Linked DNA regions of Homo sapiens: region 2 is linked to region 1. The links are chromatin contacts, found by Hi-C or POLR2A ChIA-PET in ENCODE. All regions are on one chromosome and are shown on one strand. The core of a region is the stretch at or near the end of the contact, and the rest is flanking DNA. Distances in the headings are between cores, read along the strand shown. Region 1 overlaps CCNJL (cyclin J like). Region 2 has its middle 14 kb from the start of PWWP2A.

Region 1 (4,847 bases), core at 204-2,703:
CAAAGAAAGACATTGGTGCATAAAAGAAAAAGTTATGGACCAGGTGCAGTGGCTCATGTAATCCAAGCACTGTGGGAGGCCAAGGTGGGCGGATCGCTTGAGGCCAGGAGTTCAAGACCAGCCTGGTCGTCATGGCAAAACCCCGTCTCTACTAAAAATACAAAAATTAGCTAGGCATGGTGGTGCACACCTGTGGTCCCAGTTACACGGGAGGCTGAGGCACGAGAATCACTTGAACCCGGGAAGCAGAGGTTGCAGTGAGCCAATATTGTACCACTGCACTCCAGCCTGGGTGACAGAGTGAGACTCTGTCTCAAAAAAAAAGCAAAGAAAAGAAAAAAGGAAAAGTTATGGACCACTGGAATGCATAGCAATATATGGCAAGTAGGGGTTAGTAGGTACAGCGTGCTGGAAGGGGCTGGTCTCAAGAGGGCAGGATTTTGAAGCTAGAACACTGGCTCCCTGGGATGCTCTTTCTCCCTGTTTCTGTTTGTCCCTCAAATACTGACTTAAATGTCACTTCCTAAGACTTCTCTGACCTCTCCATCATTCCAAATCAGGTTCCCCTTATTCTCTTGGTAGTCTTCTCTTTGTGGCCGAAAATTTACTTATTTATGTAGCTGGCACAGATGCAGACATTCAATAAATATGTATCGAATAAGAAAGAATAAATACAGAGTCACTCCCTGTACCAACCACCTCACCTCCCGCCCCCACATACCGGGGATTAGCTTGATACCTACAGAGTGTGAGGTCAGGCAGTTCTGGGTCGGAATCTTAGTTCCACTATTTACCAACCTTGGGCATGTGAACTGACCCTCAGTGTCCCTATCTGAGAAATGGGGGTCACGCTGCCGTAAATGTAGAGTATTTGGTGTTAACAGCAGCTCAGCAAGCCTAGTGGCCCTTCCTCTTCCCTCAAGCTGGGGAATCAAGTCTCAGAGAAGTTGAATTGATCTATCTCTGTCAAAGGCTCTTTGGGCTTTCAAAGAAACCTGCTTTGAGAAATGTGCAATGAGGCTTTCTACCTTTGAGCTGAGGTGCCTCTGTCAGTGTGTCCTCTGCAGAGCCCTCAAACCAAGTAGAATTAGCAGCTCTGAGCCTCAGCTTGTTCCCCTCACTGGGAAAAGGGAGATTCTTTGTCATGGAAATAACAATGTAGGACTGCAGCATGCCTATCCTGTTTAGTTTGAGAATCTAGCTGATCACTTCGCTAACCCAATTAGGGGGTGCAGGGAAGGCATTCATTACAAGGGCTTTGCTCTAAGGGACTGCATTCCTCCCCAGGCACTCTTGACCTAAGTCCACTTGAAGGCCGCAGCAGCGCAGTGCAGGAAGCCAGCCCCTCTGCTGAGTGGCCTGGATTCCAGAAACAAAAGAGCAGCCTGCCCTAGGGCGGCTTCTAAAGCTCTCCCCAGATTAGGCAGGAGCTTGGCAGGCATTCAGCAATCAGGCAGGCGCTGGGCGGGCAGGAACCTGGCCAGGCAGGGTGACCTTCCCCTCAGCATGCCTGGCAGGGCCACAGGCGGTGAGAGTGTGGGCAGCAGAAAGGCTAGGGGGAGGCTGTAGAAGAAGGGGGCTGAGGTGGGAGGGGAGGGAAGGGCAGAGGCTTCCTGATCACTCTCCCTCCCCAGCTGTTGGCCCTTGATCACCTGACTCAGGGAAGCCCATCTGCCGCAGGAGTATCTAGAGATGAACAGGTGGAGGCATGGACAGATGGCCATGGTGGAGTTCCGGGAAAAAGAAATCCACCTTACAAAAACCCCTGCTTTTGTCATCACAGTCCTTTATTATTATTATTATTTTTTAACATAATAGCTACGGGCTAGAAAAAACTTAGAAAAGATACATCAAAATATTAACAGTGGCTACGGAGGAGAGGTCGGGATGGGCACTGAGATCTTGCATTTTCACGATCATGCTTTTCAACAGCCTGAATTTTTCAAAAATGCTCAATGCATAACCACTTTATTACTTCAGTTACTATGTTTTCAGTTTGGAAACAAACAAAAAGACTAGATACCCACTGTGTTACAAGGCCCAGCTCAAAATTTATCCCTGAGGATTTCCTAGCAACCCCACATCATCCCTTTAACAAAATCTGCCCTGTCATAATAACACCCCATGCCCAGTAAGTATCCCACTTCATCTTCCTACAATGCAAAGCCCCTTCCAGAAGGAATTTTCCATTTTTTTCTTTTCCTTTCTTTTTCTTTTTACTAATTATAAATTATATGTTCACTGATGAATCTTAAAAAGAATAACCAGCCAGGTGTGGTGGCTCACGCCTGTAATCCCAGCACTTTGGGAGGCTGAGGCGGGCGGATCACGAGGTCAGGAGATCGAGACCATCCTGGCGAACATGGTGAAATCCTGTCTCTACTAAAAATACAAAAAAATTAGAGGCTGAGGCAGGAGAATGGCATGAACCCGGGGGGGCGGAGCTTGCAGTGAATGGACATCGTGCCACTGCACTCCAGCCTGGGCGACAGAGCGAGACTCTGTCTAAAAAAAAAAAAAAAAAAAAAAAGAATAACATCACTCATATTCCCTCACTTAGAAGGATTCAGACAGAAGTACTACTAGGTTCTACCTGGATTCTTCAGATATTTCTTTGTGCAAACTCTCATAAAATGCCATAGCGATCTACAACTGCTTCCCACTTGCCCCTCAGAGAGCATGGGAAACAATGTCTGCAATGGCTGCCTAGTTTTCCACCGTAAGGTTGTGCCATGACGTCATCAAACCCAGATTTTGGGCATGTGGGCTGTTTCTCTTCCTTCAGGTCCCTGTTCAGACCATTCCTCAGAGGCCATCCCTGACCTCCCTCCTACCCAGCAGCCTCCTGTGGGCTTCCCACCGCCAGCAGCCACTGCACATTGAAGCATGTTTAGGAACTGTCCCCTGCCCCCCACAGAAGGGGGTTTCCATGAGGGACGGAGCTGCTTTTCTCTCCTGCCCTTGGCCATACCCTTGGTCCCTGGCACAGAGTAAGTACTAATGAGTAGCTGCTGGCTCAGTGAATGGACGTCTGAATACATGGAGAGTGTTTTGAGGAATCTTCCCTCTGCCTGTGGCCCTCTATGCCCTCCCTTCCTCTCGGGACTCCCTTATCTACCCTGGCTTCCTTCCTTAGGGTAACCCATGGCAGAGGTCACTGCTCCCCAAGTGGGAAACCCCACTGTGACGTGTGAGCCAGCATTTCTGAGACCAGAGGAGCCATTCTGGGGGAAGGAGAGGTGGCTGCCCCTTTAGAAACCACTCTCCTTGCTGCCCAAGAGTTTTGCCTGGGGGTTCTCAAGCAGAAAGAGGATTACCTGAGAGGGAAAGTGCCCCGGAAAAGGCCAAGGACTCATGAATCACAGCCCACCTAAAGCCCCAACCTAAGCTACACGGAGAGACAGAGAGGCAGCAGGGCTGCCTGGACAGGTCTCTGAAGATTCCAGGCATGTGTCTGGTCCTTGGCTGCTTTTCCCAACCCCCGTCCCCAGGTGCTGACCTTGGCAGAGTGACAAACACTTCCCATACCTGTGCTGGGCTCAGACGTGCCCGGGAGTGCAGGTGAGGCCAGGTGAAATGCAGTCACTCAAGACCCTGGGCCCACGGCCAGATGTGCAGGGCAGAGACTGCCCCCAAGAGAACCATACCTATCACTGCTGCATAGCCGGGGAGGGGGAGGAAAAAATTCAGCATGTGCTCTTCACACACAGGCTTTGAAAGCATTTTGAGGCTAACCTCGGAGGGGTTAGAAGGTGACTTGTACTATGAAAGTTCCGCCAGGCACCCTTGGTTTCTTCTATTAGGGGAGGAAGTGAAGTCCTCGGTTTAACTTTTAGTGTCCTGCACTGCATTATTTTCTTCTAATTGCCTTGAGGTTTTACTTCTCATTATTAATCCACTTTTCCTTCAGATCTCAGCTTAAAAGTCACTTCTTTTTTTTCTATTTATTTAATTTTTTTTTTTGAGACAGTGTTGCTCTGTTGCCCAGGGTGGAGTACAGTGGCACGATCTCAGCTTACTGCAACCTCCGCCTTCTAGGTTCAAGAGATTCTCCTGCCTCAGCCTCCCGAGTAGCTGGAATTACAGGCACCCACCACCACACCCGTCTAATTTTTGTAATTTTTAGTAGAGACGGGGTTTTCACCATGTTGGCCAGGCTGGTCTCGAACTCCTGACTTCAAGTGATCTGCCTGCCTCGGCCTCCCAAAGTGCTGGGATTACAGACATGAGCTACCATGCCTGGCCTAAAAGTCACTGCTGAAAAAGGTGTTTCAGGCTCATGCTTCTGTGAGATCCCCCCCAAGCACCTAGGACTTTTTATCTACTCATTCATTTGCTCTTACTGTCCTCCTGCCTGCTAGACTGTAACCACCATGAGGGCACAGACTGGGCTTGTCTTGTTCAGCTCTGTGACCCCAATACCTGATGCAAAAGGAACACCTGATAATTACAAAAACCTCCATATTTCAGGAATGGCAAATACTTAAACAGGTGAGAAAAAACATTATTTGTTCCTGATCTTAGGTTGTATAAACCTATTTATCATAATAAGCAATTCCCAGTACTCATGAAGACCAGCGAGGAGGCATAAGAAACAGGGCAGGGGCTGGGTGCAGTGACTCACACCAGTAATTGCAACACTTTGGGAGGCTGAGACAGGAGGATCGCTTGATGAGACCAGCCTGGGCAACATAGAAACACCCCGTCTTTACTTAAAAAAAAAAAAAAAAAAAAAAAAAGAAAGAAAGAGAGAGAGAAAGAAAGAAAGAAAAGAAAGTAAGTGAGGGAGTTGGATTCCAGCAGAAAGAGAAAGCTCTGTCCTTGCCCTGGGGTGACATGTGCCTCAG
Region 2 (4,574 bases), core at 1,179-3,678, 150 kb before region 1:
TTTCTTTCTTTTTTTTTTTTTTTTTTGAGATGGAGTCTCACTCTGTCACCCAGGCTGGGTGATTCTCCTGCCTCAGCCTCCCTCCTAGCTGAGATTACAGGTGCCCGCCACCACACCCAGCTAATTTTTGTATTTTTAGTAGAGACGAGGTTTCACCATGTTGGCCAGGCTGGTCTCGAACTCCAGTACTCAGGTGATCTACCTGCCTCAGCCTCCCAAAGTGCTGGGATTACAGGCATGAGCCACCACACCTGGCCAATCTACTTCAAATACTTGCTGTGAAGTTTATGTTAAATTAGATCACACATGTGAGCCAGTAACTTTTCTCATTATCTTTTCCAAGGGTCTGGAGGCCTGCGTAGGAGTGTGGACATCACCTGGTTCAGCCAATGTAAATTCTGAGCCAGGAACTGGGGCCCAGGCACCAGTCTTAGCATTTACTTCATAGCCATTCACTCCCAAGCAGCTATTTCCATGTTTACCTCCAGTTGTTTCTTTGACTACATAGACAAACACAAACTGACCCGAATATTTAGTTCTAAGTTGCTTTGGTTCAATTTTATACCAAATTCCTATTCTCTACCTTATTTTTATTTGTTTAGTTTTAGAACAGCAGAGATTTTTTAGGAAGGTATGTGTGTACAGTTTTATACAGAAAAAACTCCTTGTAAGACCTGCCTTGTTCATCTCTGTACCTCTATTCCTAGTACAGTGCGTTGCATATGATAGGCCTTCAAAAAAATATTTGTAGGAGGGCTGGGCGCGGTGGCTCACGCCTGTAATCCCAGCACTTTGAGGCCAAGGTGGGCAGATCACCTGAGGTCAGGAGTTCAAGACCAGCCTGGCCAACATGGTGAAACCCCGTCTGTACTAAAGATACAAAAATTAGCCAGGTGTGGTGGCACATGCCTGTAATCCCAGCTACTCATGAGGCTGAGGCAGGAGAATTGCTTGAACCCAGGAGGTGGAGGTTGCAGTGAGCCAAGACTGCACCAGTGCACTCCAGCCTGGGTGTCAGAGTGAAACTGTGTCTCAAAAACAAAACAAAACAAAACAAAACAAAACAACAACAAAAAAAGCCGGGTGCAGTGGCTCAAGCCTGTAATCCCAGCACTTTGGGAGGCCGAGGTGGGTGGATCACCTGAGGTCAGGAATTCCAGCCCAACCTGGCCAACATAGTGAAAACCCATCTCTACTAAAAATACAAAAATGAGCTGGGTGTGGTGGAGCATTCCTGTACTCCTAGCTACTTGGGAGGCTGAGGCAGGAGAATCACTTGAACCCAGGAGGTGAAGGTTGCAGTGAGCTGAGATCACGCCATTGCACTCCAGCCTGGGCAACACAGCGAGACTCCGTCTCAAAATATACTTATATCTGTTTGTAGGCCCGGCACAGTGGCTCATGCCTGTAGTCCCAGCAACTTGGTAGACTGAGGTAGGAGAATTGCTTGAGCATGGGAGGTCGAGGCTGCAGGGAGCAGTGATTGCGCCAGTGCACTCCAGCCTTGGCTACAGAGTGAGACCCTGTCTCAAAATAAAAATAAATCATAGAATTTATAAACAAATGACCAAATAAGTAAACGGTTATTTCTAGGTGGTAGGGTTAATGGGGAGTTTCTTTTCTTTTTGGCCATCTACATGTCTCAATTATCCTAATTTTCTAAATTTTCTACAGTGAACATGTATTTCTTAGGGGGGAATCTTCGAATTGTTTTTTTGGCAAATAAACACATAAATAAGTGAATAAAATAGGGCCTGGTCGCCTTGTAATAGGAAGATCCCAAACGTGGGTTTTCTAGACAGGGTGTGCAGAAGAATAGGCGTAACTGGGTTCCCCAGGATCTGATGGGTTGGAGAGACAAGAGAGTTCCCATATGAGAAGCCAGAGCTCCACTAGCCTGGACATTTTGTTCTCCTTTGGGTCATGACACATTCTTTTCTGCCCTGGTATCTCTGCTGGGTGAAGGAGAAAAGCAAGTCCCAGGAGAGTCTTTCATGGACTTTAAATGATTCATAAGGCGCTTTCCTCCTCCAGCGTTGGCGAGGCCTGGGTCTTGGCTGTCTTTGTGGCGCTGCAACGGAGATGGTGCTGCTCCTACCCCCGCCCTCAGCCCCCGCCCACCCACTCCTGGCCTGGGAACCTTGAGAGGTAACCCCCTTCCGTATGAGCTGGTTCCTGTATTCAAATCCGAATTCCGCTCGGACTCAGCCCACTCCATCCAGCTCTGTGGATGCGGACTAGGAAGGGAACAGATGAAGCCAATTTAGTTGCCCTTTCTTTGTTCCCGTGACCTTGAGGCACTTAACTCAGCGGAGCTCGCGGTGCAGGGAGCCCGGCAGAGCTCTGGAATGAAAGGCAGGAGACCTTGGAGGGCTCTTGGAGCCTGCACTCTTTCGTTGTGCTTTGGTCACCATAGTGACTTCTGTCTGAAGCCTCAACCCTGCGGTTATTGCTCGATATTCATTCATAATAAGGCCACCCCTGAGTTTTCCGCCCACTGGGGGACCGAGTACCACGTGCATTGAAGTCACAAGGCGGAGGCGCCGGGGCCTTTAAACACTGTGTGTCAGGGAGGGTGGGGCGGGTCGACGCTGGGCACAGCTCAAGTGTCAGAACGCGGAGGAATTCACATTGTATCTGGTCCTCTTCCCTCAGTTTACAGAGAAGGGACTTGCCCAAGGTTTCTCAGCCCTTCCGAGGGACAGCAGGGACTAGAACAGGCACCCCCCGCCCCCGCCCCCCCCCCCCCGGTCTCCTGGCCTGTTGTTCACTGCATTCTATCACTCAGGGCCGTGCAGGGCCCATGGTCCTGGTCCAGGTTTTCTAATTTCTTGAACTCTTGGGCTAAGCACGGGGCTCACAGTTTCCATGATTGTCACTAAAGGTAATGGGAATTGATGGTAATCAGCTCATAAACCCTTAGTGAAAGGCCTAAACTAGAACTCCCTTAGCCAGTCAAAAGACTTCTAGTTCCGGTACAGATTTGCAAGTAAATTAGCTCATTTAATCCTCAAAATCACCCTGCAAGGTGACTATTATTATTCCTTTTTAAAGTGAGAAACCTGGGACTTCAACATGTGTTTGAATAGATCAACTTGGAGTCAGAAGTGAATATGAATCCTCACTCCAGCCCAGGGGACAGAGCGAGACTCCATCTCAAAAAATAAAAATGAAAAGAGGTGAATGTGAATCATGTGAATCCTAACTCTGCAATTTACTAATGATAAAGAATTGCCTAAGAACTCATTAATAAAGGCACTGCCTTCTGACTCAGGGAAATCAAGTCCTACCATTTCCTTGCTGTGTGACTTTGGACAGGATACTTGACTTCTCTGAGCCTGTTTTGCTCCAGATGTGAAAACAACATAACAATAGAACCTACTTCATAGGATCATTGTAAAGATTAAACAATGTGTGCAAATCACTTAGCACTGTGCCTGGCACTTCATAAGTAGATTCTATTATTTCAATATTTAAAAGTCAAAGACAAAAAGAGAAAGTCTGCATCCCACTCCAGACTCACCCAGAGCCCAAGGGCTTCCTTTTTGTCAGCCTAGGAACCAAGTGCTTGGAAAAAAGGACATTCCAAGGTGAGTAAAGTGAATTGGAAAGATTATTTTCATAGCTTGATTTTTGTTTTGTTTTTTGTTTTGTTTTGTTTTGTTTTGTTTTGTTTTCTTGAGACCAAGTCTCACTCAGTAGCCCAGGCTGGAGTGCAGTGGCGTGATCTCTGCTCACCGCAACCTCTGTCTCCCGGATTCAAGTGATTCTCCTGCCTCGGTCTCCAGAGTAGCTGGGATTACAGGCGCACGCCACTGCACCTGGCTAATTTTTTGCATTTTTAGTAAAGCGGGGGTTTCGCCATGTTGGCCAGGCTGGTCTTGAACTCCCGACATCAGGTAATCTGCCTTCCTTGGCCTCCCAAAGTGCTAGGATTACAGGCGTGAGCAACCGCGCCTGGCGATTTTTGAGTTTTTAAGAGACTCAAAACAGGAAAAGAAAGGAAATAGTTGAGTCAGTGTCTCTCTATAGCTTAGCTGTCAATACCTTCCAGAGCTATGCTGCCCAACACAGTGTCCACCAGCTCTGCGTGAGTATCGAGCACATGAAATGTTCCTATCCAAAATGAGATGTTCTGTAAGTATAAAGCCCACATCAGATCTTAAAAATTAGTGGGAGAAAAATATTTCAAAATATCTCATTGGCCTGGCATGGTGTCTCACTCCTGTAATCCCAACACCTATGGAAGGCCAAGGCGGGTGGATCGCTTGAGCTCAGGAGTTCAAGTCCAGCCTGGGAAACATGGTGAAACCCCATCTTTACAAAAAATGCAAAGAAAATTAGCCAGGTGTGGTGGCGTCCACCTGTAAGTCCCGGCTACTTGTGGGGCTGAGAGGGGAGGATGGTTTGAGCCCAGGAGGTTGAGGCTGCAGTGAGCAGTGTTTGTGACACTGTACTCCAGCCTGGACAACAAGCAAGACCCTGTCTCAAAAATAAAACAGAACAAAACGAAGCATTGATTTTTTTAAAAATATTCATTACATATTGAAATACTCATTACATATTGTATTTTA

The links. Hi-C counts contacts between places; a loop is a spot of excess contacts on that map. ChIA-PET counts read pairs that join two places held with the same protein, here RNA polymerase II (POLR2A). Pooled maps may share reads with other maps.
Region 2: POLR2A ChIA-PET joins it to region 1 with 11 read pairs in WTC11. The contact joins two enhancer-like sites. A Hi-C loop is called at or near these places in 1 of 50 pooled maps. POLR2A ChIA-PET finds 5 or more read pairs at or near these places in 4 of 52 experiments (WTC11, activated CD4-positive, alpha-beta T cell and activated CD8-positive, alpha-beta memory T cell).

The regions. Positions count from the first base shown.
Region 1 is chr5:160,286,323-160,291,169 of GRCh38, forward strand. All of the region lies in intron 2 of CCNJL (cyclin J like), which reads right to left. Among named protein-coding and RNA genes, the nearest start is that of CCNJL, 24 kb to the right of the region's middle. RefSeq lists enhancers at 1-567, 2,082-3,059. Within about 2 kb of position 1,454, at least 20 of the 41 ENCODE cell types and tissues checked have a DNase peak (open chromatin) inside an H3K27ac peak, as active enhancers do.
Region 2 is chr5:160,131,231-160,135,804 of GRCh38, forward strand. No RefSeq gene overlaps it. Among named protein-coding and RNA genes, the nearest start is that of PWWP2A, 14 kb to the left of the region's middle. Within about 2 kb of position 2,429, at least 11 of the 41 ENCODE cell types and tissues checked have a DNase peak (open chromatin) inside an H3K27ac peak, as active enhancers do.